Linked DNA regions of Homo sapiens: all the other regions are linked to region 1. The links are chromatin loops, found by intact Hi-C in ENCODE. Cell type or tissue: K562. All regions are shown on one strand. Region 1 holds the start of LOC100506405 (a long non-coding RNA gene). Region 2 has its middle 13 kb from the start of E2F6. Region 3 has its middle 19 kb from the start of PDIA6.

What was found. Peaks named below come from ENCODE experiments on the same cell type or tissue, not always from the same donor. Only the 100,000 strongest peaks of a DNase experiment are listed, where the experiment ranks them.
Region 2: it touches region 1 in a loop (5-fold over the local background); 45 of 110 quality-filtered maps call a loop at or near these places.
Region 3: a loop joins it to region 1, with 6 times the contacts of the local background. A loop is called at or near these places in 2 of 110 quality-filtered maps.

Annotation. Positions count from the first base shown.
Region 1 is chr2:11,677,517-11,685,516 of GRCh38, forward strand. It overlaps LOC100506405 (a long non-coding RNA gene), which reads left to right and starts at 3,909. Exons shown (of 2, transcript NR_187639.1): 1 at 3,909-3,976; 2 at 4,675-5,807. It also overlaps a transcript of LPIN1 not described here. RefSeq lists an enhancer at 4,389-5,029. In K562, a CTCF peak has its summit at 4,708 (motif pointing left); a DNase peak (open chromatin) is centred at 4,665; H3K27me3 peaks cover 6,491 bases.
Region 2 is chr2:11,474,849-11,482,848 of GRCh38, forward strand. No RefSeq gene overlaps it. Among named protein-coding and RNA genes, the nearest start is that of E2F6, 13 kb to the left of the region's middle. In K562, a CTCF peak has its summit at 3,254 (motif pointing right); a DNase peak (open chromatin) is centred at 3,263; H3K27me3 peaks cover 1,420 bases.
Region 3 is chr2:10,828,032-10,836,031 of GRCh38, forward strand. It overlaps a transcript of PDIA6 not described here. Among named protein-coding and RNA genes, the nearest start is that of PDIA6, 19 kb to the left of the region's middle. RefSeq lists enhancers at 3,099-3,599, 7,234-7,734. In K562, CTCF peaks have their summits at 4,474 (motif pointing right) and 7,461 (motif pointing right); DNase peaks (open chromatin) are centred at 4,450 and 7,460; H3K27me3 peaks cover 4,780 bases.

The sequences.
Region 1 (8,000 bases):
AAGGGAAGCACCGCCTGCCCAGGCTCCAGTGTCACCCAGCCCAGCCTCCCAGCTTCTGAGCCGGTGTTGCCGGGGGACATTTCTCTCCTGATGCTGGGTGAGGAGGCAGACAGCACCATACAGGGCGGGCCATGGGGGAACAGGACGGCATTCGCAGCTCCAGCTGGGAGACCTCGCAGGGCAAGAGCTCCCCAGACTCGGCTTGGTCATGGGTAAGGGCCGGCCATGTGGCCATCTGCAAACACAGCCCCTGCTCTTCCTCCTTCCATCCCCAGGTGCCCGCGTACTGATGGGACCCGGGGAACATTTGCGCCCAGAGCGCCTTGTTCGGGATGGGTTTGTGCATTCACGCTTCCCCAGATAGGTGACCGGCCCCGCTTGCTCCTCACAGGCTCCTATTCAGAAGGCTGCATTTATAGAGGAGGCTGTAGAACTTATTCAAGAATTAAAGGCTTTTTTCTTTGCCTTGGATGGAAAATGCATAGTGATTGCTTAATCTTCAAAATGGGACTTCAGAGCTTCGTGAGTGCCTCCAGCCCATCAGGCACTCTGCTAGAACATCCTTGTCTGTCCAGTTTGTGTGCAGGCCAGGAAGCGAGGTGTGGAGAGTTGAAGGGACCCCTCCAATGTGGTCATTTAACCAGTGCTGTCTCCAATAACATGCTGTGTGTGCTGTGGGGCTTCTGTGGACCCCAAAGCCAGCGGCTGTCCCTACTGCCCTTTTCAGATCTCATCCTAGCAGCCAAGGCTTTTTTGCTGTTGTTGCACAAAAGTAGTTATTTTCACAAAAAAGCCCAAAGCAGGAGTGGAGGGCGTTCGAATAACCCTGAGTGGCAGTGAGTCCCGAGGGTAGGGCCTGGGCTAGAATTCAGAACCCTGCAGTTTCTTCCAGAGGCCAGGGGGTTGGGCTGCAGTGAGGATAATGTGTCAAACCACTGCTCCAAATGGTGCGTCGGGGACACCTGCTGTGGTCCTCAGCTGCAGAGGCTGAGATGGCAGTGAGAGAGGGTTCAGCATGCTTAGGGGGCAGGGAGACCCGGGGTTTTCTGCATCCTAGGGGGATAGAGTGGCGAGGCAGGCCAACCTCCCGCTGCTGGACCCCAAGCACTTGTCGCCTGTCACTTCAGTCAGCTCCATCCTCAGGGCAGTGCCTTCCTTCAGGGACAAGAGGTCCTTCTGGGGCTGGTGTCCAGGCGGCAATGCAGTGAGGGCTCTCTAGGGAGAAAGGAGGCGTGGATCCTGCTCCCACCTCTGCACTGTTTTGCAGCTTGGCCCTTTGGGCAAGTATTTCCTGAATGGACCGGAGGCCTGCAGGGGAGAGACATCAGGCTGGTCCACAACATCCCTCTACATGATGGGGACAGGAGCAGGACCTTCTCTCGGGAGCCCCGTGCAGGTGAATGACACCCACACTCAGATTAAGTAGACCATTTTTGTGGTTAGTCAGGGATTATAATGGCTTTGTCTTGTTTCCTTTGCTGGAATGTCTCTTAAGTTTGCCCGGTGCTGACTGAGAATGGCACTCGCATCTTCCCAGTGGACAGGTGGGGCTCTTATGAAGCTCTGTCTCATGCCCCGCAGGACTGACTCTCTCGCCAGCCTGAGACGCAGGTGTTATTATCATGGCATCTCTCTCACACAAGCCTGGCAGGTGGGGAGCACAGCATCGCTATTCCCATTTGACAGCTGAGAAAACTGAGGCTATGAAGTTGGGACTTTTGCACAGCACCTTGGGAGGGGAGTGGTGGAAGATGGGGAGAGGAACCCAGGCCTCCTGGGGCCCAGTCCAACCCTCGTTCTCTCCTGCACCTCCCTACAGATGTGGAAGTTTGGATTTAATACTGATTTAATATTATGTCTGTTTTCTGCTTATGTTTTATTGGATATTAATTATTTTTCTGATTATAAAAGCATGTTCATTGTAGAATATGTAGCATATACAGGAAAGTTTAAATAACATAAAAGCCTGGGGACTTTGTAAACAGAGGTGGTGCTTCCTTCACCGAAGGCTCCTTGTAATGAAGCTGCAGAGAGGATGTCAAACCCGCCACGTGTCCCCTTGTATTCCATCGCTCTTCCAACCCCACAACCTTCCTGTGTGTTTGATAAACGCTTGTTGACAGATGGACGGGATACTAAGCCCCAGGCTAAAACCCTCAGCAGGCCCCTTGGCTGATCCACCGTGGTCTAGATTCCCCCAACCCCTGCCCCGGCAGTCTCTGTGCGGTGCCCATGGCCTTTTGCCTTGGGGGAGGCAGGCCTCCATGGCTCTGAAGGGTGATGGGGGCCGGGGGAGTCTGGCCTGCTTCCTCTCAAGCTGCAGAGCTGGCTTCCTGCAAGGCTCTGCTTCTGAAGGGGCCTGGTGGCCTTGGCCTTGGCTCAGGCTGGTGCTGCACCTGGAGGAATCTGGCCTGCTTGCTGAAGGGTGGCTGCAGAGCCGTGAAACTGGGAGCGTCACTGGGAGTTGCTGCTGGGGACTGAGTCTGGGACTAGTCCTTGGATGGCAGGGAGGGCTGGGCCCAGAGTTGGGGCTTCAGCAAAGAAGAGAAACTGGGACCTAGATCAGGCAGGCCCCCGATGGACTGACAGCAGTCCAGGAATGCTGAGGGGGGATGCAGGAGATGTGGGTGGGAGAGGTGGGAGCTGTGACTGCCCTGGCCAGAAGCCCAGGCAGGGCTGGCTGGCTTCTGGGAAGCGTAAAAGTGGCTCAGCCACCATAGGGCTGTTTTCATTCCTGGGGCTGGAAAATGGCAGCTGGCAGCAGCGTGAGCCCTCGGAGGCACCTGCTAAGTTGGCAGCATCACCTGTGCTGTTGGCCATGGCCATTCCCAGAGACTCTGGGCTTGGTCTCTGCGCCACAAGTATTTCTGGGCCCTGAGTGTGTGCAGAGCTCTGTGGTGGGGTAACGGGGCGATCTGGGGGCGGTGCGTGAAAGGCCTGGTCTCTCCCTCTTCTGCAGGAGGTCAAGGTGGAATGGGAATGGGTGGGGCTGCAGCTGGCAAGCCACAGAGTTCACAGGGCACAGGTCAAGAGTGATTCAGCCTGGCAGGGCTGGAGGAGGCCTCTCTGAGAAGCTGGCCTTGGAGGAGGAATAGGATTTCAATAAACAGAGCTGACGGGGGTGGAGCTTTCTAGCTGCGGGGTCAGCTTGAGCAAAGGCTGGGGAATGAGTACAGTGTGTTCCCCTAAAGCTAAGTCTGCAGGGGTTGTTCCTTGGGGCGTTGGGACTTTATTTTTTTCTTAGTTGGGGTGTGTGTGGTGACATTCGTCTTGGTCAGGCACCCTGCCTATGAAAGATAGCAGGCAGTCACGGGCCGAATATGTAAGACCCAGAGTGAAGGCCAAAGTTCGGGGGCCACGAGGCCTGGACTCACACCCTAGCATTGTCAGTTACAACTTTTGATTTGCTGAAAATGTAGTTGTCTCATCTATAAAATGAAGCTTATAATACCTAACTATATACTACTCACAGGTGCTTGATAAATGGTAGCTATTATTAATACCAGCACTACACCTGAAAGCAGATGGCCTGTGGTGACAGGCTGGACTGCAAATACAATGGTGCCAAGACACTGAATCCCTCTACACTGGCCCAGTGGACTCAGAGAGCACTGTAGGGGAAAATGCATGGAGCCAGGTCCTGCATTTGTCTCTGTATGAAGAACTCTGAGTTCAGTCTTCCTTTAGTCACTTAGCTTGGCATTCAAGGCCCCTCAAAGGCTGGCCCCACCTCTCCGCCTGATATGGTTTGGATGTGTGTCCCCCACCCAAAGCTCCTGTTGAATTATAATCCCCAGTGTTGGAGGAAAGGTTTGGTGGGAGGTGATTGGATCATGGTGGCCGACTTTCCCTTTGCTGTTCTCATGAGAGATCTGGTTGGTTAAAAGTATGTAGCACCTCCTTCTATTGTCTTCCTCTTCCTCCTGCTCCGGCCATATAGGACGTGCTGGCTTCCCCTTCGCCTTCTGCCGTCATTGTAAGTTTCCCGAGGTCTCCCCAGCTATGCTTCCTGTACAGCCTGTGGAACTGTGAGCCATTTAAACCTCTTTTCTTTATAAATTACCCAGGTTCGGGTATTTCTTTATAGCAGTGCGAGAACAGGCTAGTACACCCCCGTCGGCTCTGTTCTTTCCTTCTACCACGTCCCCGTGCTGCCCCTGGGACGTGCTGAGCCAGGCGTGTTAGTTGGGTCTCCAGGGAGGTGACCATTCAGGACCCTGGACCCATTTTGTCACCTCCAGTCCATGTAGGCTTGGGGGTTGGACTTGGGGCCCCATCTACTCAGAGCTTTTGTTTGCCACCTGGGTTCATTTGGCTTCACCAACCAGAGGCCTGAACAGAGGCTGGGCGACGTCCTCTCCTCTGGGGCCCCTTTCTACAGGGACCTTTGGAGCGCACGCCCCTGACGGTGGCCGGGTGTGGAGACAAACCCAGGGAAAGGGTCCACTTCTCCCATACCGCGAACCCCCTGAAATGCCTGTGTGGGCTGCCCCCTGGTCCTGGGAGGGCTCTCGGGAGGCTGCTACCTCTGGCCGGCCTGAAGGCACTGGCGCCTGGGGTGTTCGTTGTGGGTGAGATGGAAACAGAGAAGAAAGCTGCAGGCCTCCGTGGGGAGCGGGGCTTTGGGCCTCTCTCTCCTCTCAGCGTCCTGGGCTTGCCCCACTCCTCCTGCAGGTGAGCCGTGGGGAGGCCTTGAGCGCCCCCTGGAGGTGACACTCTGCCACTACACATAGGAAACCACCTGGAAACCCAACCACAGTGTCTGATGTGACTTTTCTTAGTGACAGGAAATTAGGATGAGCACGAGCAAAGTCGGTGGTCACAAGGGAGCAGCCAGGCCAGTCCTGCTTAAACTCCTGCTGTTACATGTTTGCGATTGAACTCGTAGCAAGCTGCCGATGGAACACAACCTGCCTCCGGCACAGACGCCGATCTTCAATCCCTTCTCCCCAGCACCGGTGACAGCCCTAGTCATCCTTCAAGGCCCAGTTCAAATGCCTCCATCTCCATACCATTTCAGTTCGTGGTTGGGGATAGGAGCTCCCGTCGCGATCGTCATCTTTCTGCTGCAGACAGATTTTGTTTCCCTCTGTAAAGTTGGAGTGCAGGGGACAAGGCTCTGAACATAGCATTTAAGTGACAGAGATGGTTGTGGTCATGTCCCAGTATGTATTTATCTATCTCCTGCTCCAGTAAATGTCACACTCCCCGGGGCAGCGAGGGTGTCACCATCTCGGTGTCCCCACAGCACCTAGCACAGTCTCCCAGACGATCCAGGGCAGACCCTTCGCATGGGAACGCAAGTCCCTGTTTGTCCGGGTCACTCAGGTTTACGCCTATTGTCCTGTAATTATTTATGCACCCTCTTTTGCTGTCATAGGTGTTGGGTTGGAACAGTCACCCTATTTAGCACACACCTATTAAGCCAAAGCACCTTAGTGTGTAGGCTTCCCTCACCCAAACCTGTTCCCAAAGGTCCTTTCTCACCGGCTACTTTGGGGGCCCCAGTAATCTTCCCGACCCCTCTGGTCAGGGCCAGAGTGGGGAGCAAGTGTCTAAAGCAAGGCCTTCAACAAGGTCCCTTCCCTGAGAGACTCAGTTTGTGACGCTTGTGATTGTGAAGCTCAAATGGATTATGTGACTCCACATAACTCTGCAAACTGTGGTGCGCCCTATTATTGCCGTTTAACTTGTCAGTGTCGGTTCTGCACCCCTGCAGGCTCTGTAGGGGCTGGAGAAGAACACTTGATTTGGAATTTCGGTAATAGCCAGTGAGCTAAGAACCACATAAAATAATGCAGATCATATGAAATGCGTCATGTGTCATTTTGTCTTCTGATATTTAAACATGCTCAAGTGTATGGTAGAGAGCGTGAGAGAATGGGCTGAGCTGGGCTGGGTATACTTGAAATGATGACTCCAGACATGGGAGATGGGAGCGGCTGAAGGGAGGCAGCCCATGAGTCGCCCTTTGGGAGCAGATGGCCTGGAGTTGAACGTGAGGGATGGGGATGAGGGACTGAGAAGGAAGAAGAGAAACAGGGAGGTCTGAGATGGCTTTTACTCTGGGAAGTAACGGGTCCGCCCTTCTTTGTCCCTGCCTCCTGCCTCCTCCTGGACTCTATGCAGAGGAGAGAAGATGGGGCGTGGCTTCCCCCCAATGCTGTGGTCGTCGAGGTAAGCAGATTTGCCCTGCCCTGCCCTGCACTGCCGCTCTGTTCCTCCAGGACGGCTGGTGTTTATGTGAACATCCTGCTGCACCTGAGGAAGGGACAGGTGTGGTGAAAGCCAGGCTTTGTCATCCAGGTGCCCTGGCTTGGAATCCTGGCTCTGCTGCTTCTAAACTGAGCTGTGACCTTGCCCAAGTTGCCTTGAGCCTCTCCCAGCCCTGGGCTCTTCATCTTTAAACTGGGGCTGATGACGCTGCTTTACCAGCCCAGCATGGGGGTGAGTGAGGTGAGCTCGGAAGAGTCTTCTTACTTTTCTCATAGCAGCTGCATGAAAGGTGGATTAGAAGAAGCTGCCAGGCAAAGTATCCATTTAGTGAAAATTCAGTGTGAACTGTACAGTCTGTGAACCTCTGGCAGGTATCACGCTGTCTCTTGTGATCCGAATGGCAGCTCTGGGTCTGGGCTGGCTTCTGGAGCTGGAGCCCCCACCCTTCCCAGTGCCAAGGCTGCTTCTGACGTAGTAAGCAGGTGTGTCTGCTAGAGCAAGGGCCAGCCAGGGTGATGGACTCTCTTGTCTCCTGGGCTCAACCAATCCTCCCACCTCATCCTCCCAGGTAGCTGGGACTACAGGTGTGTGCCACTGCAACCAGCTAATTTTTTTTTAAAGTTTTTGTAAAAACAAGGTTTCTCTATGTTGCCCAAACTGATCTTGAACTCCTAGCCTCAAATGATCCTCCTGCTTTGGCCTCTCATAGTTCTGGAATTACAGGCATGAGCCACTGTGCCCAACTCTCTTGTTTTTGAAGGAAGAACCAGAGTAACACAGAGCTGGAGGGTGGTTGGCATGGAGTATTGGTGCCAAAGTTTTCACTGACCCGTGGTGAACAAAGAAAATAAGACAATGTTGTGGGGTAGATATGTTCATGTGACTTGGCCCATTCAAATTCCCTGGGAAAGACTATTATTTATCCTGGGAGAAGGCATTTTCTATTTTGGGGAGGTTAAAGTATCTTTTATGAAAAGAAAAATACTTTCCTTCCATCCCTCCCTCCCTCCCTCCCTTCCTTCCATTGTTTTTCATTTTTTAAGATTAAAAGTTGACAACCTTATGTCAGTTACCACGCATGCTCCCTGAAATGAAAATTGTAAAAGATTATTGTCTTTTCACTCATTTGCTTATTCTAGTAATAAATATTCACTAGGCGACACTGTGGCCGGCACTCTTCTAAGCACTGGAAATGAGCCGTGAATAAAACAAACATCCTGCCCTCCTGGAGCTTACAGTCCAGGTGGGGGAGAAAAGAATAAGCAAGTGTCTAAGTAACATGCATGTCAGATGGGGAGAGGGGTTGTGGAGAAAAAGAAAATGGGGAAAGGCAACGGGGAGCCCGAGACGGGAGGATGACGTAATTTTCAATGGGGAGGTTGGGGAGGTCACAGAGAAGGTGACATGTGAGCAAAGACTTGAAGGAGCTGAGGAGTGAGCGGAGGCCTCAGGAGGTGTCAAGGGTCCTGAAGCTGAAGCATCTTGGCAGGTTTGAGGAATGCCAAGAGGCCAGTGTGGCCAGAGCTGAGAGGACGGGAAAAGTGGGAGGAGATGGTGTGAGAGCGGTGTGGAGGCTGGCGGAGCACAGGCCAGCATGGAGGCATTGGCCTCGACCCCACCTTGGGGTGTCATGTTAAGGGGACCCACCTCCTGGGCTTTCGGGGCAGGGCAGACATGATGGACCTGTTGGGAGGCTGTTGCAATAATCCAAGTGGGAGGGGATGGTGGTTTGAACTAGGTGGTAGCAGAGAAGGGTTTTGAACCATTTACTCGAATAAACTCTT
Region 2 (8,000 bases), 200 kb before region 1:
TCAAATTAGTTTTGTTTTGTAGAAAAAATAGTTAGCCTTGGGAATTCTCAGAAATGAAAATAGTAAGGAAAACGGAATACTCGCACTCAAGTTGTGATAATGATGATAATTTATCTTGTATAAATTTGCAGAGTTCAGATATAATTTGTTAAAGATTTTGTTTTGTTTTGTTTTTGAGACAGAGTCTCACTCTGTCGCCAGGCTGGAGTGCAGTGGCGCCATCTCATCTCACTGCAATCTCCGCCTCCTGGATTCAAGTGATTCTCCTGCCTCAGCCTCCTGAGTAGCTGGGATTACAGGCGTGTACCACCACACCCAGCTAATTTTTTTGTATTATTAGTAGAGACAGGGTTTCACCATGTTGGCCTGGATGGTCTCGATCTCCTGACCTTGTGATCTGCCCGCCTCAGCCTCCTGAAGTGCTGGGATTACAGGCATGAGCCACCGCACCTGGCCAATTTGTTAAAGATTTTACCAGGCCGGGTATGGTGGCTCATACCTGTAATCCCAGCACTTTGGGAGGCAGAGACAGGCAGATTGCTTGAGCCCAGGAGTTCAAGACCAGCCTGGGCAACAAAATAAGACTCCCATCTCTACAAAAAATATAAAAATTAACCAGGCATGGTGGCACACACCTGTAGTCCCCAGCTATTTGGGAGGCTGTAAGGTGGGAGGATCACTTGAGCCCAGGAGTTTGAGGCTGCAGTGAGCCGTGATTGCACCACTGCACTCCAGCCTGGGCAACAGAGTGAGATCGTGTCTCAAAAAAAAAAAATTACCAAAGTTTCATTGGTAATAATTCAGATGAATCATTTCAATTTTTCTTTTGCATTTTCTGTGGTAGGGGTATATATTACAAAAATTCATTTGAATTAATTGTGTTGAAAGAGGAATACAGTCAACAAGCTTAAAATCTTTTGTTTTGCTAAGTAGTCATGTATCATTTACATAATTAAAAAAATTACAGTACCTTCTCCTAAAATAGAAAGAAAGTAGTCAAATATCAGAGAATTATCACATCATATTGGCTTCAGGCTCATGATACCAAGAAATTTTAAATATCATTAGACCTTGGAGAAATTTTGGTCAAGGCAAATTACACAAACAAAAAAACTTTAAATTTTTTTTTGAAGAGGTATATTTACATGGCTCAAAATTCAAAAGACACAAAAGAGTAACAGTGAAAAATCTCCCTTTCACTCTTGTCTCTCGGCAGTAATGTCCTCTCTTTGGAGACTATCATTGTGTTGGTTTCTCAGATATTCTTGCAGAATATTTATGCAAAAATGTTCATCTACGTTATCCTTCCCCCTTTTAGTGCACTAGTAATGTATTTTTTTCCTTCTTTCAACCTAACAAAATACCTTGCAGATTGCTCTCTGTCAGTGCAATAAATACCTTTCTTACTCTTTTTTTTTTTTTCTGGAGAAGGAGTTTTATTTTTGTTGCCCAGGCTGGAGTGCAGTGGTGTAATCTTGGCTCACTGCAACCTCCGCCTCCTGGGTTCAAGTGATTCTCCTGCCTCAGCCTCCTGAGTAGATGGGATTACAGGCACCCACCACCACACTCTGCTGTTTCGTATTTTTAGTAGAGGCAGGGTTTCACCATGTTGGCCAGGCTGGTCTCGAACTCTTGACCTCAGGTGATCCGCCTTCCTTGGCCTCCCAAAGTGCTGGGATTACAGGCATAAGCCACCACACTCGGCCCTTTCTTACTCTTTTTTATGTCTTCACAGTATTGAATTGTGTGTATACACCATAAATTAACCATGCTGTACCCCAAGACTGGACACTTAGGTTATTTCCGATATTTTGCTACTATAAATAACACTGAATATAGAATAATCTTGTGCAGATGTTACTTCATTTAAGGTTGAGTATTTCTAAAAGATAAATGGCTAGAAATGAACTACCAGGTCAGAGATACATGCATTGGTGATTTTGATCATTGGCAATTGCCAAATTGTCCTCCATAGATTATCCTACCAATTTACCTTAACTCTTTCTAGCAAGAGATAAAGGTATGGAACTATGATAAAGCAAATAAATTTTCACTCAGCTTTTAAGAAACAGCATTGTTCATTTGTATTAACACATTTCTCCAACAAAAGAATCCACATTCTTTTGGATAGAAAGAAGCTCTATATCAAAGGCTGCTAACTGCCAGAACAGTAGTTTTCTTTGCTGGTGCTATTAAAGGTTTTCAATCATTTTAGCTTAAAGTCTGACGTGGTACTGAAATGTATATATGAATTTTGGGACACATTACAATCATTCAAGTATATTATATATGTATATAGGCTGGGTGTGGTGGCTCATGCCTGTAATCCCAGCTACTTGGGATTACTTTGGGAGGCTGAAGCGGGCCAATCGCTTGAGCCAGGAGTTTGAGACCAGACTGGGCAACAAGGCAAAACCCCATATCTACAAAAAATACAAAAATTAGCTGGATGTGGTGGTGCACGCCTGTACTGCTAGATACTTGGGAGGCTGAGGTGGCAGGATCAATTGAGCCCAGGGGACCAAGGCCACAGTGAGCCATGATGCCACCACTGCACTCCAGCCTGGGTGACAGAGTGAGACTCTGTCTCAGAAAACAACAAACACACAACAAAACATGTATATAATGTACCTCGTGTATATTACACACTATCACGTGCCTTAAAGAATGAAATCCCAAGAGGTGTTCTTTGGAGAAAAAGAGAAATCGGATGACGAGGTTAAGTGTGATGGGTACAGACATCCACTGTGATATTGTTTTCTACCCTTTGTGTTTTCTTGTCCTATGTAATTTGTTCTGTAACTGCCATTAGAGATCAAGAAGGTGGTCCTTAAATGTTGCTACACACCTGACAGAAAGGTGTATTTCTATGTATGTTATTGGAACAACAGAGTTTCTTCCCATTCAAACGTTTATATAATTTCATCTTCTTTGGTTATTGGGAGCCCAGGTCTAGTGTGCACCCACACTGCACCCAGATTTTTAAAGAAAGTTCCATCAGAGGTGAATTACTACCTTCTATTCTTGAATTCTATGCAAATACTATCTAGTTTGTTAGATAATGTCTTCTTGATTATTAAATGTTCACGTCTCAGGCACTACCCCATGAACTATATTGGTTGCATCAAATTCATTTTGCCCCCCTGATTCCTTCCTCTGTTTTATCTAATATTTAATGTCAACCAAGATGCTTTTGGTAGTGCTGCTACCAGCTGGTCAATCATTTGCAAATGTGTAGTGAAGTCAAAGTGCTCTCCACCAGGTGGCGCACTTTCACCTTAGGGAGTCCATTGAATGGAGCCCTTGAATTTTGGGTGACCAGTATTCCTGATAAGATCCAGGTGAGGATCTTATCCCCTCCCTTACCCCCTCCCTTGGTGGGGAGAGGGGTGCAGTTGGATTTGAGTTCAAGGTTTCTAATGAGGAAATGCCACATCTAGGCTTCAGATTTACTACTGATCAAGATGGAGTTTAGTATTTCTGGTCTAAACCTCACTCAGAAACAAGCCAAACCCGAACCTTACTGCTATGGGTCAAATTGTGTCCTATTTGTGCCAGGACCCTTCCAAAATTCATATGTTGCAGTTCTAACTGGTACCTCAGGATGTGACCTTATTTGGAGAGAGGATCTTTTCAGAGGTAATCAAACTAAAGTGAAGTAATTAGGGCAAGTCCTGTCCCAAATGACTGGTGTGTCTTTATAACAAGAGGAAATTTGGACACAGATTTGCATAGAGGGGCCAGCCATGGTGGTTCATGCCTGTAATCCCAGCACTTTGGGAGGCTAAGGCGGATGGATCACCTGAAGTGAGGAGTTTGAGACCAGCCTGGCCAGCATGGTGAAAGCCCGTCTCTACTGAAAACACAAAAATTAGCTGGGCATGGTGCTGCATGCCTGTAATTCCAGCTACTCAGGAGGCTGAGGCAGGAGAATCACTTGAACCTGGGAGGCGGAGGTTGCAGTGAGCTGAGATCATGCCACTGTACTCCAGCCTCGCTGACAGAGTGAAGACTCAGTCTAAAAAAAAAAAAAATTTGCATAGAAGGAAGGCAATGTGGAGAGACTCAGGGAGAAAGCCATTTACAAGCCAAGAAGAGAAGTCTGGGACAGATCCTCCCTCACAGCCATGAGAAGGAACCAACCTACTCACATCTCAATGCCGGGCTTCTAGCCTCCAAATGGGAGACAATAGATTTCTATTGCTTAAGCCCCTCCGTCTGGAGCACTTTGTTATAGCAGCCCTAGCAAACGAATGCACCTTCCCATCCACATTTTGGGACAATTTAAGCAAGCTAGGTGGAGGGGTGTGAAAATGTGTGGATGGTAGAAAGAAAAAGGTATGAGAAGTGTTGGGTCTGCACAAAACAGAAATACAGGTGCAAACAGACCATATGTATCCAGCAGAGAACTGTTTGTGCGACAAAGCGTGTTTGTGGGTGAGAGTATGGATATGTGTGAAAAAGAGCCATGTGTATGCTTGAAGCACGAGTACTGCATGCATTTAAGGAAGTAGATATGTGTACGGAATCAACATGCATAGCACATGCACCGTTACGTAAGACACGTAAGGGGGAAATGTGTGTGAGAATGTGTATGTGTGAGGGAGAGAACAATGTGTGTGTGTGTGTGTGTGTGTGTGAGAGAGAGAGAGATTCTTTAGGATAATGCTGGCAAAGACACAAAGGTCAGAAGAGAGCCACCTCTAACTGCTTTGCCCACCCCGCCGTTTTTGGGGAAGGCCTCTGCTTATTGAATGGGCTTGGAGAGAGACGGCTCCTTTGCAAGTTACAGGTTGGCCACCAAAGTTTTTTAGCTCGGCCCCATTCTTGTCAACATTTTAAACCGGGCTAATTCAGCTCATTTAAGAAACTATCTTGAAATGACTTTTCCAAGTTTTGGTTCAAGTTCAATAAAGACATAAAACAAGTGGGTCAGGTTCCAGGAAAAACATAATCATTTGTACTTGTGTGCTTGTATTTAAATCAATGAACTAGGAGCGGGGAGGTGATTCATTAAATAAGAAAATAATAAACAACTTTTCATCGAATCTCATTTGTTTTCTTAGCTGAGAAAAGAATTACATTAATTAGTTCTACCAACTAATGAATTCTTAGTTGGTAGGAGTTTATGCATTTCTAAAATTCATTATAGATATTCAAAAATAGGATTAAATGGTTTCTCTCAAAGTCATTGTATTAATTAGTTAAGGTATGGGACATCTTCCTAGGAATTTTTCCCTCAGTGTAACATCATATTCATTTTGATTCTTCTGTTGAGCCAAATTACACTTTTGTCATGATTGAAAGATTGCCTATTTAAAGAAAGGAATTCATTTATGTAATGAATTATTCTATAGCAGGAGTGGGAAATCTAACTATAGCCCAGGGGCCAAATCCATTCAGTTGACTAACTTTTGCTTTTTATTTTTGTTTTACAGTCCAAGTAAGTATATTTTTACATTCTCAAAAGGTTACATTTAGGTGGGGAGCAGGGGCTCGTGCCTGTAACCCCAGCATTTTGGGAGGCTGAGGCAGGATAATTACTTGAGGCGAGGAGTTCCAGACCAGCCTGGGTGACAAGAGCGAGACCCCCTATCTCTAAAAAAAAAAAAAAAAAAGTTACATTTTAAATGGTTTATGTAAGCCTCAACTCTGCATCCTAGAAGGCAATGCCTAAAATATTGGCCTCTTGCCGTTTAAGAAAAATTTGCTGACCTCTGTTCTATGGGATTTTATCTGCTTGGTAAGACACAGCTGTCAAAACGTAAAGAGGAAAAAATGTAAGGACATTTTTCACAGTGATTATTGGTTTAGCAGTTGCAGTAAGTAACCCAAACCATAGAGCAGACATTTGGGCTAATGTTAATTCAACATCATTATTCTGCACGTTTTTACTAGAGTGGCTGAAATGAGCTATACCCTAGAAAGATAAATGCAGTTCAAGAATGCTCACTGCAGTCTTCTTTATAATCTCAACTCAAATGTCTATCAACAGAAGAATGTATATATGACTTGTGCCCTACTCATACAACGGAATGCTATTTAATAGTTAAAATGAATAAACTAGAGCTATATGGATGATCAGATGGATCTTATAATCTTGAGCAAAACAAGACAAACCGACCGGGTTACAGAATGAAACAGGAACACACAGGAAGTTGTAAAAATCTTCTGTATGACTTATGAACACACGCATATGCAGTAATAGTATAAAAACAGGAATGGGATGCTTTGGAAGAGTACTCGGGGTGACATGAGGAAGGCTTCCAGGGGCTTTAACTGTATTGCAATATTCATGTCTTAAACATTTGAAGCAAGTGTGGCCCGATGTTAGGATTGGCTTGTTCTTGAGCACATGGGCTCTTTACATTACTCTCCTAGTTTAGCGTGTGTTTGAAAATTTCACAATGAGAAAAGTCAAATGCGGGTGTTTGAGCTATTTCATGATGAGAAAAGGAAAATGAGGGTGCTGCCAATCAGAGTATGGCGAGCTGCAGGGGTTCACTCACGATGCACTTTTACTGAGGACCTGTGTGCTGGCAGGTGCTGGGGGCTATAACCTCACTCCCGGCTTCTTTTGTTTAACCGCCCAGATTCGTGAACTGTGACTTTTCAGGGTGTTTTCAAAGACAGTGGCTGTTAGGCCCAAGGCCCCACTGTGGGTCCTGGGGGTGAGTGGCAGGGGGCCCAGGGACGGTTTCCTGACTCCAGTTCTGCTTCTGGCTGCCTCCTGAAAACACAGGGGCCTGTCTTTTTATTAAAAAGAGAGAGAGAGAGAAAGAAAAAAAAAGAAATCTCTAGTTCTCTTTGTTTCTTGTCTCAGCTTCTTTGCTAGGGGCCACCTCAGCAGCAGCCGCCAGTGAGGACTGAGGGACTCATTTGAGGTTCGTTCATTTCTTCCTTCCTTCACTCATTTTTTCCGACCTGGCTGTCACCAGGAAAAGCTGGCCGGGTTCCACCCGCAGGGGTCCATCGTTCCAGAATCTTCCTTTTCCTCTCTTGACCTCAGGCTGGGCCCTCATGGACCGCTCGCCGACCTCAGCTGTTGGGGACCGGGTCCCTCAATCTCCGCGTCCTGAGCGGTCGGCGGCGGTGGGGAGAGGGCGGCGGGTGCCCCCGGTCACCGCGCTCGGTCGGGCTCAGTCCCGGCGGCCGAGCGTGGGGATCCGGGGGCCCCTGGGGTGGAGTTGTCCGGAAGCCTGGGCTCCACTCCTGCTGCCTCACAGCCTTGCCGTGTCCCGTCTGGGCGCCTGCGTTCCCAAGTGACAAAATGACCTCGCTCCTCCGAGGGGTCTCCCAACCTCTGTCCAGATCTTCTTCCCCGCTAAGTGCCCTGTCACCGGAGGGGATGTCCAGTGTGACCCCGCGGGAATGTCGGGGTGCTTGGGCCCGGGGGTGGGACAGGGCTGCTGCAGGGAGGGCAGCCCCCGTAAGAGGAGGGAGGACGGCGACACCGCTGAGCGCAGACGGCGCGCGGAGCCGGGGCTGGGCGCTCAGGTGCGAGGTTCCGTCCATCTTTCTGAACCCACGCAGGTGGGCGCGGGAAGGGACCCGGCAGCCGCCAGGGCAGGGTCAGCTGGCGGGGCAGCCCCGCACGGTGACCCTCCTTGGGTCGCGGGGAGCCGGGCACGGGAGTGGGGGAGCGCGTCTTTGTTGGGGAGGAGGGCGGGCGGGACAGGGTAAGACTGGGGTTCCAGGCCCGGGGCGCGAACCCGGGTGGGAGGGCGCAGGGGGCTCCCCTCTGTCCCTGTCACCTCCACCCATCGCCGGCCGCCGCTAGGGGTTCCGGCCCCGCGCCCTCCCCCGACCCTTCCCCGGCGGAGGTCCTGGGGCAGCCAAGCCCACCGCCCGGCCCTCCTCCGCGGCCGTCCCGAAGACCCGGAGAAGTGGACCACAGGGGGCGGCCAGTGTCAGGGGTCGAGTCCTCCGCGCTGGCCGCGGTTCCGGAGATCCGGGCTTTGCCGAGCGCCCCGCGCCGTGGCCGGGGCCGGGGCCAGGTC
Region 3 (8,000 bases), 850 kb before region 1:
CACAGCCTTCCCCACTATCAACATCCCACACCGCAGCAGCCCGCATGTTTGTTACAATGAACCTACATTGACACCTCATTATCCCCCAGAGCCCACAGTTTACATTAGGGTTCACACTTGGTGTTGTGCATTCTATGGGTCTGGACAGATGGAGATGACACACATCTACTCTTATAGTATCAGACACAGTAGTTTCACTGTCCTAAAAATCCTCTGTGCTCCAACTATTCATTCCAACCTACCCCCAATTTGCTTTATCTGTATATCAATTTTTCAATTAAAATGTATCAGAAATTCAATGGGCAGGAAGTAGTTTCAGAGGGTGAGGAAGAGAAATAACAGGCTGCCGTTTGTCATTTCCCCTTTAAGAAGTGCAGAGTGTCGAGGCCATGGGCACAGCCTGGAGCACCCTGTTCCAGTAGGGTGTGTGCCCCCTCCACCCAGGCCCACGACCCTGAGACCAGAGGAATGCGAGGGTCTGTCTCCCGCCCTCCTTGCACCACCAGGGCCCAGGGCACTCTTCCGCCCATGCAGATGGCAGCTGGGACGAAGGGGCAGCACAGTGCCAGTCTCCTGCTAGCCTGTGCGGGGCAGGCGACACTGGGCATGGTGCAGCCTTGCTGTCTCAGTGTCCCCTACCAGCCCCCTTTGGATCATGTCTGATTCTTCTGAGGACAGGCGCTGCGAATAAAACACCTCTGAGAATTTGGGGCACAAATGTGCTACACTGGAAACCCCTGCTTTGGAGGGGGCACAAAGCCAAATGACCCCTGGCTCTGGCCCCCGGGTCACAAGTGCATGGATGTGTTCGGAAATTCCCAGGGGCACTCCGGAAGCCTGGGATGCATGACCAGCAAAGCAGGGCTTCCTCCTTGCCTGCTAGGGTGCCCGCTTCATTCACTCCAGATGCTGGTGTGGTCTGGGGACAGCTGATGTATCATCACGTTAACAGTGTTATCCCCCACCCCGTCTTCAGTGACCCAGGTCACCCTCTCTTCTGGGGTGCTGTCCAGGCACTTTCCAGGATTGCACTGGCTTCAACAGGTCTTCGTGCCCTTCTCATTCCCCAAGAGAGAATCTGCTTACCCGGTGTTGTGAAAAGGGCGATATCTGGCCTGAGCTTTTGGAGAGGCTCTGGGCTGGGAGAAGGGTTTGTGTCATGCCCACCTCCTCAGCTGTTTGTTCCCCTGATGTCCTCTCTCCCAGGGTCTCTTTTGGGCCACTCATACCCAGAATCCTGGCTCATGGACACCTCCCGCCCCCAGGCAGCTCCCAGCGCTGTTGGCTTCTTCAGCTTCAGGAGCACCCGTGCCTCACAGCCCTGTCCCCTCTCTTAGTTGAGCAGGTGGGCTCTGCCCTGCTTCTCCAGACTCTCATTTTCCTCCTTCCATTGCCTGCTATTGCCTATAATTTGGCCAAAAGCCATAATAACCAAGGGTGTTGACTTTTTGCTCTCCAATCAAAAGATCCTGTCCTTACCAGGAACTGCCCTTGTTAGAAGGCACGGTGTTGGGGGGTGGAGATTAGAAACAATTTTTCTGCCTTTCACTGAGTCAATCACCAAATCCTGCCAAATTTGAAACCTAAGTGGCATGTTCTCCTCTCCACACAAATCCTAGTTCAGGTCCCAGAATTTCTGGCCTGGGCTATTGCAACAGCCTCTTTTTTTAATTATTATTTTTAATTTTTTGTGGGTACATAGTAGGTGTACATATTGACACTGTACGTGATTACATTTCCAATCTCTTTTGGAGGTGAGCTCTGAAGTCCATCCCTGGATTCCTCTAAGGATGAGAAGTCGGGTCAAACAGTCCCTCTGACCACCTAAAAGTGGCATAAATCAAACCTCAGCTTCTCCGTGGCGGCACTGTGAAGTCCACATGCCTTCGCGAGGTGGCAGGGCTTGTCCTCTGTGCTCCCGCCATGCCCAAGTTCTTCAAGCGTGTTGCATGGAAGACTTTGCTCTCTGGCTGTCTCTGCCTAGGATGCTTCTCTGCCCCCCACTACCTTGGCTGACACTCAACCCTTAAGCCATGGCAGCCCTTCTAGGAAGCTTCCTCACCCCAGGCCCTGGGAGGTAGAGGGGCCGCTCCTGCTCCACACTGCCTCCTTGCACCCGCATGTAGAAGCAGTGCCTGTGTCTGCCCCTCCAGTGTGGGTGCGCAGCTTCAAGACAGGGGCCAGGACTGGGCTGTGTCCCAGCTCCTAGCACGGCCTGGGAAAATGAATGAATGAATGTTGGAATGAATGAACGCATCCGTGAATAATATGCTGTGGACCTCCGTGCCTATCAGTTCTCCATTTGTTTTGGCTGAATGCTTGTGTTTGAACTGGTGGAACTCAGTGAGTTTGCAAGCCTGCCTGGTTCTGGCCAGAGGGTCAAGGTTCTCTCGGGCACCTTTTCCTGCGGGCACAGCTATGGGGCAGGAGTGCGTCTGCAGGGACATGGGGTGGCACCCAGAGCCTTTGCAGGAAGCAGCAGGGCCTTTCCTCCCTGGCGGCCTGGGGAGTGCAGCCAAGGGACAAAAGAGGATTCTAAGTTGTTTTCTGGAGCTCACTCTCTCAAAAATAAAATCCAAAACCCAGCCCATGAGGGCAAAGCAATTTTGTAGGAGATACTTAAGTCTTCAGTTAAAGTGAGAAATTAGTTCAAGGAAATAGGGAGAATGTGGCCTCAGACTTAGAGCTGAACTGAACTGCCCCTCCAGGCCCTCGGGTCACCCCCTGCGCGGGCGTGGCTGTGCCCCTGGACACACGGGGACTCCACCTGCGCAGAGTGGGCTGGAGCTGAGGTCTGCCTGGTGCCACCCCCGCCGGCTGGTGGCTCAGGAGGCACACGGGGCACTTCTGTGGTCTCCTTGGGCGCTTGGCCACGTCAGCTTTTCAGAACATTCAGTTCCTCCCCACTTAGCCTCTCTGTCTCCCTCCTAGGGAGAAATGAGCTCCCTCCTGCACCGGCCCAGCCCCTCACTGTCCCTGAGCCACAGGGGCTGGCGGGGAGGGCCCTTGTGGGAGCGCAGCGGACTCCGCTCTGCTTCCAGCCGCTGGTGAGACCCCCCTTCTCTCTTTCCGGGATTCCTTGACTGCAGTGGGTTTGGGTTGGCCTCACCCTTGGCACTTGGAGCCGCAGATGAGTCTACTGTGATAGGGCGGGCGTTGATGAGCGCTGTGACCACTTGCCCCCACCTACTTAGCCTTCCCCTTGACCCCGTGGCCAGGGCTGTGGCGCTGCCCTCCTCCCGGGCCCGTGCACATTGTAGTCTACGGCACTCTCTTGACTCGGGGAAACGCAGGCTGGCTTGTTTCTGAGGGTGGCCCCCACCTGACAAAACTGCTCAGCTCACTAAGAATCAGCGGCACTGGTCACATTACTTCTCCGGCTCCTTCTCCCTGTAAGCCTCTTCTGGCATGGTGGCTGGAGCCCTCCCTTGCAGCTGCTAAGACTGCGTTTCACCCGGCAGCCCCACATCCTGGGGCAGGGGCAGGTCATCGGTCAGACCTCTGGGTAGCCTGAATGGGAGGTGTCGTCAGCTGCTGATTTGGGTGCAATAAGCAGCTTTCAGATCCAGCTACGATGTGCCCCTCGCCTCCACACCCTGCCTGGCAGACACAAGTAATCTGCTCACTGGACAGGATTGGCCTTCACTGAACACGAGTTAATTGATACCAACGTCTCCTTCATCGCGTGATTGTGTGTCTGACAGATTCTAGGGCCTGACAGGATGCAGTTTCCAAGCGGAACCCAGCTCCCGGCCGTAGTCATCCTCCTCCTCCCAGCCACCTTCCTGGACCCCTGCTGTCCTGCCTTGGGCAGCCAGTCATGGGGTGTGAATGTCCTCTCCTTCCTCTCCCCTCAAACCTCTCTCTCCTCATGTGCCAGGCTCTCTGCTGGGCGCTGAGGGCAGAGGCGGGCAAGCCAGGGTCCCCTGGAGCTATGATGGTGCCACTGCACTCCAGCCTGGGTGACAGAGCAAGACCCTGTCTCAAAAAAAAAAAAAAAAAAAAAGAGGAGAGAATTCATTTCAACAGATATTTACTGAGCACCTATGATATTCCAGGCACAATTCGAGGTGGTGGAATATGGCGGGGAGTGAAATAGACAACAATCCTGCCAGCAATGTTGAACTGGAACACACCCACCCAGCATCCCAACCCCAGGCACATACTCACCCCACGGGCGTGTGAATTCACCGAAAGGCAGGCTTAAGAATGCTCACAACAGCAGAACTGGCCAGATCCCAAACTGCAAACCGCCCAAATGCCCATCAGCAGTGGAAGGATAAATTGTGTTCTGCTCACACAGTGCAATGCAGTGCAGCCGTGAGAATGAGCAAACTGCAGCTGCAGATATCCTCGCCATCTACGCCTCACAAACACCACCTGGTGGGATTCTATTAATTCCTGTTTGAAGCACGAGGCCAGGAGACCTAACCTTGCAGCGGGCACCCTCGGTTGAGTAGTGACAGGAAGTGACCGCAAGGGGGCGCTCTGCCCTTGCTCTGCGCAGGCTGCTGCGGGGATGCGTGTGGGATTTGAGCTGTGCGCTCAGGACTCGTGCGCTTTTCTCTGTATGTGCTGTACTTAGATACAATATTTACACTAAAAAATCGGGGCTGTGGTGGACCGAAGGGCCCAGGCTCAGGCCCTGGGCTGGCTGAATCCTGCAGTCAGCATCTCCCGCCTCGGTCTTCCTTCCAGGAGGTCGGGTCCAGGGCAGAAGAGGGCGACCCCAGATGAGGCATCTCCTGAGGGGAGGGGCAGCTGGCTTGGAGGCCAGGCTGTGGCTTGCCACAGGAACAGGGTAAGGAGGCGGTGAGGATCACCTGGGCCCCCAGGGACATTTGGCGGACGCAGAAAAGGCAAGGTCGAGGCCAGCGCTGGTCCCACCCCCCGCCCCCCCAGCCACTGAGACCCGCAGAAGCCGGGACTCTGGAGGCTCCCAGAACTCCAGCCCTCTGGGGTCACTCTCCTTAAAAGGCCAAGTGATGGGTGGGAGGGAGCTCACAGATGATATTGGGGCATGGAGAAAGGCCAGGAGTCCCCATTTCCCAGAGGCAGAGCAGTCAGAAAGCATCCCCTCCCCTGCCTGGACAGGTGTCCATGTAGAGCCCAGGCTCTGTGTCAGGGACAGCCCCGCTCCCTCGACAGGCCAGTTCCGCGGAAGGGGCCCATGTCTGTGTGGCCTCTAGTCTCACTTTGGCCAGGCTGGCTCCTGCCCTCGGGCAGGCCCAGGATCTGGGGTCTTTTTCCCTGTCCGGTCCCTCTCCTCTCCCCTCCTCCGGCTCCCGCAGTTGTTAATCATCCTTTCCCGTTTGGAATTTCCCGATCAGCAGGCCTGGGAGGCAGCTTTCTCAGGCCCCCACTTTGCTGCTGTGTCTCTGAGCTTGGTGTGTCCCCACCCCCTCTGGGGGTTTTCAGTCCATCACCACAGTGGGGTAATAAGCCTCACAGCCAAGGGGAGTGGCCCCCAGAACCTCAAAAACCCACAGCGGGCTCATTCCCTGACTTCTGCCAGGTAGAGGCGGCTGGGCCCTCTCCTCAGAACATGTTTGAGCCCCTTCTCAGAAGTTTCCAGAGTGCCAGTATGGTTGGCACCAGCCTTGTAAGCCCCTATGAATAGAGACACATCCCTCTTATACCCATACACAGATTGGAACTCCCGGAGGCAGGGCCTGGATTCCAGGGCATGTACTTGCTGTATAGTGGGCTCTGCAGGGAGATGTATGAAGTTAAGTGGATGTGGACATCGAGCCTGGAAAGGTTAAATGACATCCCCAGGGCTGGAAGCCATCAAGTGTCTGGAAGTGGAGCTTGGAGCTCGAGGTGCCAAGACCCTGAAGTGGCAGCCAGTGTCTGGTTATTGGAAGCCCCAGACGCTTGTTTAGAGAAATCTTTGCCTCCTCCCAGGTCCCACCAGTGCTCTCTGTGTTTCTCTTATCTTTGGATGTTGCCACACGGAAGCGGAATTCTAAAATAATTTCCTCTCCCTTCCCCCATCCCCAGACTTCTGAAGAAGATTTAAACTGGGCATTAGGTGTTTTCTAAATACTGTTGCAAAGTCCCAACAGCTTCTACAGTGAGAGCAACGCAGATCTGGGGAAAGATCCCAGTGAATTTGTATCTTTCTTTGGGGTCTCAGCAGCAATTGCATGATTTCAAAAGGAGGCAGTGCCTCACTCTCCTTTCAGGCTGCGCTTCTGAGCAGAGACAAAAAAGGGAACCTCTCAGGCTGGATCAAAGGCGAGCCTCTTTCTATGTGGGCCACGGATGCTGCCTGCAGCAGTGTGCTTTGGAGAGAAAGACCCTCTCTGTGGAGAGGGAACATTCTGGACACGTGTGCCCTTCTCCTGTGAGGCTTCCCTCCCTCCCTGGGGCTGGCCACCCTCCCTCCCTCCTTCCACGGAGGCCTGGCCTCTCTGTGGCACTGCCCCTCACCCCTCTGGGCTGCAGTGACTCCCAGAGGTGGGATCTCATTGGTCCCTGAGCGCCTGGCAGGACTGACAGGGTGCTTAGTAAACCCTTGTGGCCTGGATGCAGGCCGAGGCTCCTGTGGCCTGGGAGGGTCCAGGTCCTTCTTTGTTATGAACACTAAGAGGCAGGTCTCCTCCCTTCCCTGCCTCAGACACACAAGGGACACTTGATGTGTTTGTGGAGTGAACTAATTTCTCTCCCTCCCTCCCTCCCTCCCTCCCTTCCTTCCCTCCTTCCTTCCTTCCTTCCTTCCTTCCTTCCTTCCTTCCTTCCGTTCTTTCTTTTGACAGAGTCTGCTCTGTTGCCCAGGATGGAGTGCAGTGGTGTGATCTTAGCTCACCGCAACCTCCGCCTCCCAAGTTCAAGAGATTCTCTTGCCTCAGCCTCCTTAGTAGCTGGGATTACAGGCACGCACCACCATGTCCGGCTAATTTTTTGTATTTTTAGTAGAGACAGGGTTTCACCATGTTGGCCAGGCTGGTCTCGAACTCCTGATCTCAAGCGATCCACCTGCCTCAGCCTCCCAAAGTGCTGGGATTACAGGCATGAGCCACTGTGCCTGGCGTAGAGTGAACTAATTTCATAGCGTGGGTTGATGAACATGAACAGGTGGGGCGGGCCTACAGCAAGGAGCAGCACCAGCGCCTGTGTGTGTACTGTGGCCGCTGCTCGGCCCCGGGCGGTGCACTTTACCTGAACCGTCCTTCCAGGCCTCCCAAGCCATCTGCAGGAAGTGCTGTTTCCATCCCAGGCCTGAGATGGTGGAAAGGCTGGGGACTCCAGGGACACAGGGCTGGCAGGCGGGTGAGGTGGGCAAGTACCCCCGGCAGTCGGGCTCCGGAGCCCGCCTTCTTGACCAGGCCGCTGGCAGTGAGCCAGCCGGGTTCCGTTTCCATCGCGGGCCTTATCCGGGGCGTATTCCTTCCAGGTGCGGCCTCCGGGGAAGCCCAGTCCCCAGCCTGGAGGTGACGAGGCCGGCGCACCCACCAGGGGTCGCTGCAGGCAAGAGCTGGAGGCCTGAAGGCAGGTGGGGCCCAGGGAGCCGGCCCGGCACACTCGGATACACAGCTTTAGGTGTGCCAGATCGGGACGATGTTTTAATAAAAGTAAAGCAGACATCTCCGACCCACGAGGAAACCCAGCCTGGGTTTGGATCCACCTCTGAGCTCCACCTTCACTCAGCTGCCAAATGGGGACAGTGGCTGTGGCCCTGTCTCCCTCATGGGACCGCCAGGGGATCCTATGAAATCACAATACTTAGAGAGGGGGCCGGGCGCGGTGGCTCACGCCTGTAACCCAGCACTTTAGGAGACCGAGGCGGGCGGATCATTTGAGGTCAGGAGTTCGAGACCTGCCTGGGCAACATAGTGAAATCCCGTCTCTACTAAAAATACAATAATTAGCTGGGCGTGGTGGCGGGCGCCTGTAATCCCAGCTACTCGGGAGGCTGAGTCAAGAGAATCACTTGAACCCGGGAAGCAGAGTTTGTAGTGAGCCAAGATCGAGCCACACTGCACTCCATCCTGGAC